Regions from separate parts of the Homo sapiens genome. Here region 1 is linked to region 2. A link is a contact called in ENCODE Hi-C data. All regions are on one chromosome and are shown on one strand. Each heading gives the region's core, a stretch centred on a gene start or an enhancer-like site at or near the end of the contact. The rest is flanking DNA. Distances are from core to core; before and after follow the strand shown.

Region 1 (3,205 bases), core at 160-2,659, 100 kb before region 2:
CAGATGCATCAAGAGTACCTGGCATACAGCTACGTACCCTGAAGCAGGTGGACCTCATCAAACTTTGGCTACAAAGTAGTTCCCTATTAGCTTGCCCTTTGATTTACATTCTCGCATGAGAGTATCTCCAGGCAACGCATTTGAACAGCAGAGGCCTTTGCAGAAAACTCACAACACATGTGAGTTTTTTTTTAACATGTGGGATGCTACTCCACCTGGGGGTAAGGCTCACCTTTTGAGAACAAGAAGAGGGGAAAATCTGGACAGCCACAAGCCAGTCAACAAACCCAAATTGGATGCCGTGGCTGCAGTGAAGTATAGAGCTCACCACCAGAGGGCAGCAGTGCACACAGACACAATGTAACCTCCACATTGGAGGAGAAAACAGGTGGAAGAGGAATTAGCAATGTGCCCAAGGCTCACAGTAAGTACACACAGATGGAGGCTCAGAGCCCTGGCCTCTTACTCCCAGCCAGTCCTCCTCCACTTGCCCCCAAGGTCTCAGGAAGAGGTCATTGTGGATGGTTAGGCATCTTTATTTTACAATTGAAGTTGCCTGGTCAGACCTTAGCATCTCCTCCCAGGGAGCATGAGAGCCCTCAGCAATTCTGAGATGCTGGATGCTCTAACTTTTTTGACCTTGACCCATGGTAAGAAATACATTTAACGTTGCAAGCCACTTTTAGTATACTGTCTATCATGTGCAAAACAGCAGCACATTTTTACAAAGCAATACCCTTATTTCTCAATTCTGTCTCTTTTTTTTAATGCTAGACAGGTCTTCATCCACTACTCATATCACACTCTACTAATTGGTCACCAGTGCTGATTCAAAGGGTGGCATGGAGAGTGGCCCTTCAAAGAAAGTAGGCTGCCCCAGTCCTCTGCTCTGTTATCCCTGGATGCTACAGGCCCTGCAAGAGCTTAGGAGGGGTCTAGGGAGCTGAGCTCCTCCCATCTAAGAGGGAGAATCATGGCCCAGGGAAAGTACCATAGATAACCTTAACGGATAATTTAGCTTCATTTTGCCTATGTCATTCCTTCATTCATTCCCTCAGCAAACATTAACTCACCACTGAGAGTTTAGTCCTGTCCTTAGCCAGCCCCTGCCAGGAGGTGGTGACATGTGGTTTTAAACATCCACAGCCTTCTCCCGCAGCCTACAGGTCCCAAGACCTCTGTGGGTCCTGATCCTGAAGTTTGTGTGAAGGAGAAGATGGGAAGAGTGAATGGGGAACAATCTGAGGCAAGAGGACCAGAAGATGCTCATGGCTCAGGGGCTGGACCAGGCAGAAGCTGCAAGGGGAATTTTCTGACTAGAGGCTGGAATCTCAACACATGGGCTCAGAAACAGAGGCTCCATGACGCTTCCTCCTGCCGCCAACCCATGCACCTCCCGACTCAGAAGCAACCCCCCCGCCATGGGGCACAGCTCATAGATCTATTCTTAACGTCTTTCCTGAGACTCTGCCAAGTATTTCACTTGCTCAATTTCATTCCCTTGCTCCCTGCATGTTATTTTATGAAGAAACTCAAACGAGGAGACATCTATCAATTATCAACCCCCAAGTGATCCTAAAGCCCTGCTTAAATGCAAGGGCGAGATTTTAAATCTAATTCCCTGATGTCTGGGGTGAATTCCTGGTGAGGTCCCACAACTAAACAGAGAGCTTCCTGCCTCAATTCTGGAATTCATCTCTGCTAAGGGAAGAAAATGCATGACAATAAAAATCTGCCAAGCCCTAAAGCTAGGGCTCTGTCCTGAGGATGCTAGCTCAGCCCTCTAGCTTGGCACTGTTCTCTCATCTCCCATCTGCAACTGTAGCCCAGAAGACAAAAATGACTCAGAAGAGAACTGGTTCATTGCAAGTGATATTTATTGGGTGTCTACAGGTTGCAAAGCAGTGAATTTAGCATCAAGGAAAATAAGAAGATGAGTTATACCCAATTACTTCTTCAAGTTTTTCCACAGTTGGGTAGAGGAGGTAAGATAAGCCTTGGCTTGAGTAGCAGCCCTCTGAGAACCCATCCCTCTCTCACCCAGGGTACTGGGCCCTTTTTTGACCATGCTTCTTCCCTGAACCTGTTCTTCGCTTACCACATGAGATTGTATTTGTTGGCTCACCTGTCTGCTACTCAAGTAGAATGCCATTTCCTTATGAGCGGTTTGGAGTGATGCTCAGCTACTGGCTTCAAAAAAGAAGGAAGGGGCCGGGGCCCCAGGAATACAGGCACTTGAAGGTGAAAAAGGGAAGGGAATGAATTCATCCCTGTATTAGCTTGTTCTCGCATTGCTGTAAAGAACTACCTGAGACTGGGTGATTTATAAAGAAAAGAGCTTCAATTGATTCACAGTTCCTCAGGCTGCACAGGAAGCATGGCTGGGGAGGCCTCAGGAAACTTACAATCATGGCGTAAAGTGAAGGGGAAACAGGCACATCTTACACAGCCAGAGAAGAAGCAAGAGAGATCGAGGTGCAAGGTGGCTACACACTTTTAAACAACCAGATCTTGTAAGAACTCACTCACTATCACAAGAACAGCAAGGGGGAAGTCTGCCCCCATGGCCCAATCACCTCGCACCAGGCCCCTTCTGCAACATTGAGAATTACAGTTCAATGTGAGATTTGGGTGGTGACACAGACAGTTCAATGTGAGATTTGGGTGGTGACACAGACAGTTCAATGTGAGATTTGGGTGGGGACACAGAGTTGAATTACATCAGTCCTAGAAAGGAATACAGCCTTGCCAACACCTTACTTTTAGCCCAGTGAAGCCCATGTCAAACTTCTACAGAACTGTAAGATCCATGTGTGTTTTTTGAAGCCAGCAAATTGTGGTGACTTGTTATAGCAGCGATGGGAAGCTAAGACAGATTTTGGTCATTTTCTTTGAAACAAGTACTCGTGATTCTCTTCTGTGCTTCAGGGGAGACATCACCAGGTGAGACAAAGGTGACCTTCTCTTGGAAAACCAAGGCCATAGGAAGAATTGTCTGGTTCTGTCCTAGCTGGGAAGGAATTGGAAGCTGGTTCTTTAAGGGACAAAGAGAAGAGGTCTGCCTCCAGGGAGTGGGATCCTGAGGCTGGAGGGTGGAAGGGGTCCCTATCCCATTTGCACACAGAGTTGGAGAGCAGTTGGACCTGCCAGAGGTGCCACGGAGATGTGGCTAGGAGCATCAGGGCTGAGCCTACCCTGGAAGTAC
Region 2 (2,885 bases), core at 163-2,662:
AAAAGAAAAAGCTGATCGATTACCAGACAAAACATAATCTCCACTGTCAAAGATACATTTTGAAAATCATTGTAATTTTTAATAATTAAGTGTAAAACTCTGAAAACATATCTTCCCTTAAAATTTTTTTTCCCACAAAATCCTCCTAGAATTCACATTGTATAAAGTGTATTCTTTCTTAATTTCCTAGTTTCTAGCTACTTCCAAGTGTCTCTGTTGCTGGAACTTTGCAGAGTGTTTGCTTAATAAATATTTGTGGACTGAAAGAAGAATCAGATTATAATAGACAGTATATGAGGACATGGCAAATCTCTTAGATCTAAAATGGTTCAGATGATGGTCTGATACCATATAATTTATAATTTAAGTAGATTATAATATGGAGCTATAGCCAGGTAAGTCTTTAGTTCTCAGGTGAGAAAGTTATTGTCTTCATAGTTGGCTGTGGATATGGTAGGATACATAAGCAGCAACACCAGGCTATTATTAAATTAATCTAAGAATGTGAAATATTTGAGGGCCAAGGCTATGGATAATATCAAAGGAAACTAAGTATACTGAAACTGCATGATGTCTGATGTGAAATATCTATAGAAAATTGGAAACTTCCTTCCTTTGCTCTGGCTCATGGTAGGTTTTAAACTGCATTTACCAACTTGGTTCTTGTCTGAAACTGACGACAATCTTATGGGGCAGGAGGCTCAGAAAGTCCCTGTCTTTTTGAGGGGTGAAGAATTTTAACCTCAGGAGGGTTTGTTGACCTTCTAAGGTTTTCCAGCATTATTGGCAGGTTTTGGACTGAAACACAGACTTCTAGACTCTTCATCAAGTGCTCTTTCTCATTCTAACATCAGGAGAAAAGAAAACAAAGCATAAGAAGAAAGAAAAAGAAAAAAGTTTAATTTCATAGGTTGTTACAAATGATAGGCTTATATTAAAAAGTATTTTAAAATGTAATAAATATGGTGAACTTCGTAATAGATTTCCTGGGAAAAGTTTCTAATGGTTCAATGCATTTACACATGTCAGTCTTCAAATCCAGCCCTTCTCAGGTCTTTGGAGGCAGAAGAGAATAAAAAGAAGGCACCTGGGCCTCAAGCTCCCTGTTCAGGCATATTTCCATTTTCGATTCCAATGTCTGCACTAGCTGCCAGAACAGTCTTCCCAAAACACAAATCCAATCATGCCACACTCATTTAAAACCCTTCTGGTATTCTGCCCCAGCTTCATGTCCCACCTTTCAAAAAATCCACACTGAGGCTCTTTTATGTTTCTTCATCTTTGCTTATGTGGCCCCTTCTATCTGGAAAAACAAAGAAGCAAATAAACAAACCTACTTAGCCTTCAAGGCTCTGTTTTGATATCTTGTCTTCTGTGAAGACTTCCATGATCTTCCACCGTTACCTGTGCTTCTAAGACAGAATTAGGCCTACTCTTCTGAGTGTGCCCACAGACCACAGTGCTTACTTACAGATTCCATTGCAATTGTGATGCAGGTCTATACATAAGTGCAGAGATTTTCTGCAGGCTCTATCCAAGGAAACCTTAGTTTTCTATCAGTTGATTTTGGGTTCCCAAAATGTGTGCACATACACATTTGAACTGTATTTTGAGCTTCTCGCTGGCTGAGCCTTGTCTTCTTTCCACATGTTGCACAGTGCCAGCTCTTAGAAAGTGATGAATTAGTAAACTCAAGAAACAAATGCAACAGTCCCAGAAGAACCACAAGGTTTCTGGTCATCTGGGATTTCTCTTTACAGAAGAGAATGTGAAGAGTGTCCCAAGTTCAAAGGAGTTTCATTTTGCTCTGACTTCTTATGTGGAGATTAAATACAAAAATGTTGAGGGTAGGGAAGAGTCCAAGGGAAGGCATGAGAGTTGCAGACATTGCAAAAGCTGAGGTCACTATAAACCTGGACTTTAAAGCTTTGTAAAGCTTTGAGTGATATTATTTCATTCTCTTAAAGGAGAAACCACAAGTAAAGTGAGTACCTGGCAGATAACTGATGCTCAACAAAAGTAAGGTCCCATCTCTGTGTACTTGTCTGATGAAATGCAATCTACATTCTCCTTAAACTTATTCATTCCATTACTCAACAAATGTTTACTGAGTATCTGCTCTCTGCCAGGCCTGTGCTTTTCCAAGAAGAATGTATGGAAGAGAACAAAGACAAGAGTAAATCCTTGGGAGATGTTTGCTGTCCAGCCTCTGTTGTCTTCTATACATTCTTCTTGGAAGAGCTCATTTATTGTGGGGGTTTCATCTATATGTTAAACACTGACCATTTTATCTCTCTCCCAGATCTCTCACCTGATTTGTATATCCAATGCCAATTAGCCATCTCTACCCACAAATGCAACATGCCCATGGCTGACCCTGTTGTCTTCCTCTCAATGCCTGATATTTTTCCCTTATTCCAGGAAATATCATCACCAGTCACTTATACTCCAAACCCTGGAATCACCAACTTCAAAGAATATTTGTTGAGTGTCTCCCTTGGACCTTGCACTAGGAGAATATTTTGATAAACATTGTCTGATCTTTGTTTTTTCTTCTTCTTTATACCAGTCCTTCACTCCCACTTCCCCATATCCAGCCTACTTAAATTTGATTTGTTTGATTCCTACAAAGTTTCTTTCCCTCCTCCTCTTCTTCTCCATAGCCAGTGTCCTGATTAAAGTTTTCAAAACCTCTCACTTTTACCATTGGAATATCTTCCTCTCCTCAATGCTTCTAGAGAATTTTGTGAAGTCTCTGTTGGCTCCTCTTTCTTGCAGAATGAAGTCTACCCTCAGTTTGCCATCCAGAGTCTTAAATGATCTGGTGATGGCCCACTTACCTAGCCTTATCCTTCTGTGCCTTTCCTCACTCCAGAACCTTGATC

What was found. A loop is a pair of places that touch in the nucleus more often than their neighbours do. Pooled maps may share reads with other maps.
Region 1: a loop to region 2 is called in a map of mammary epithelial cell, with 2.5 times the contacts of the local background. The contact joins the enhancer-like site here to the promoter of LINC02850 in region 2. A Hi-C loop is called at or near these places in 2 of 168 maps with a recorded cell type or tissue (OCI-LY7 and mammary epithelial cell), 1 of 37 single-sample maps with no recorded cell type and 4 of 50 pooled maps.

The regions. Positions count from the first base shown.
Region 1 is chr2:20,960,280-20,963,484 of GRCh38, reverse strand. No RefSeq gene overlaps it. Among named protein-coding and RNA genes, the nearest start is that of APOB, 82 kb to the left of the region's middle. RefSeq lists an enhancer at 382-431. Within about 2 kb of position 1,409, at least 2 of the 41 ENCODE cell types and tissues checked have a DNase peak (open chromatin) inside an H3K27ac peak, as active enhancers do.
Region 2 is chr2:20,858,310-20,861,194 of GRCh38, reverse strand. It overlaps LINC02850 (long intergenic non-protein coding RNA 2850), which reads right to left and starts at 1,412. Exons shown (of 2, transcript NR_187137.1): 1 at 1,238-1,412; 2 at 1-844.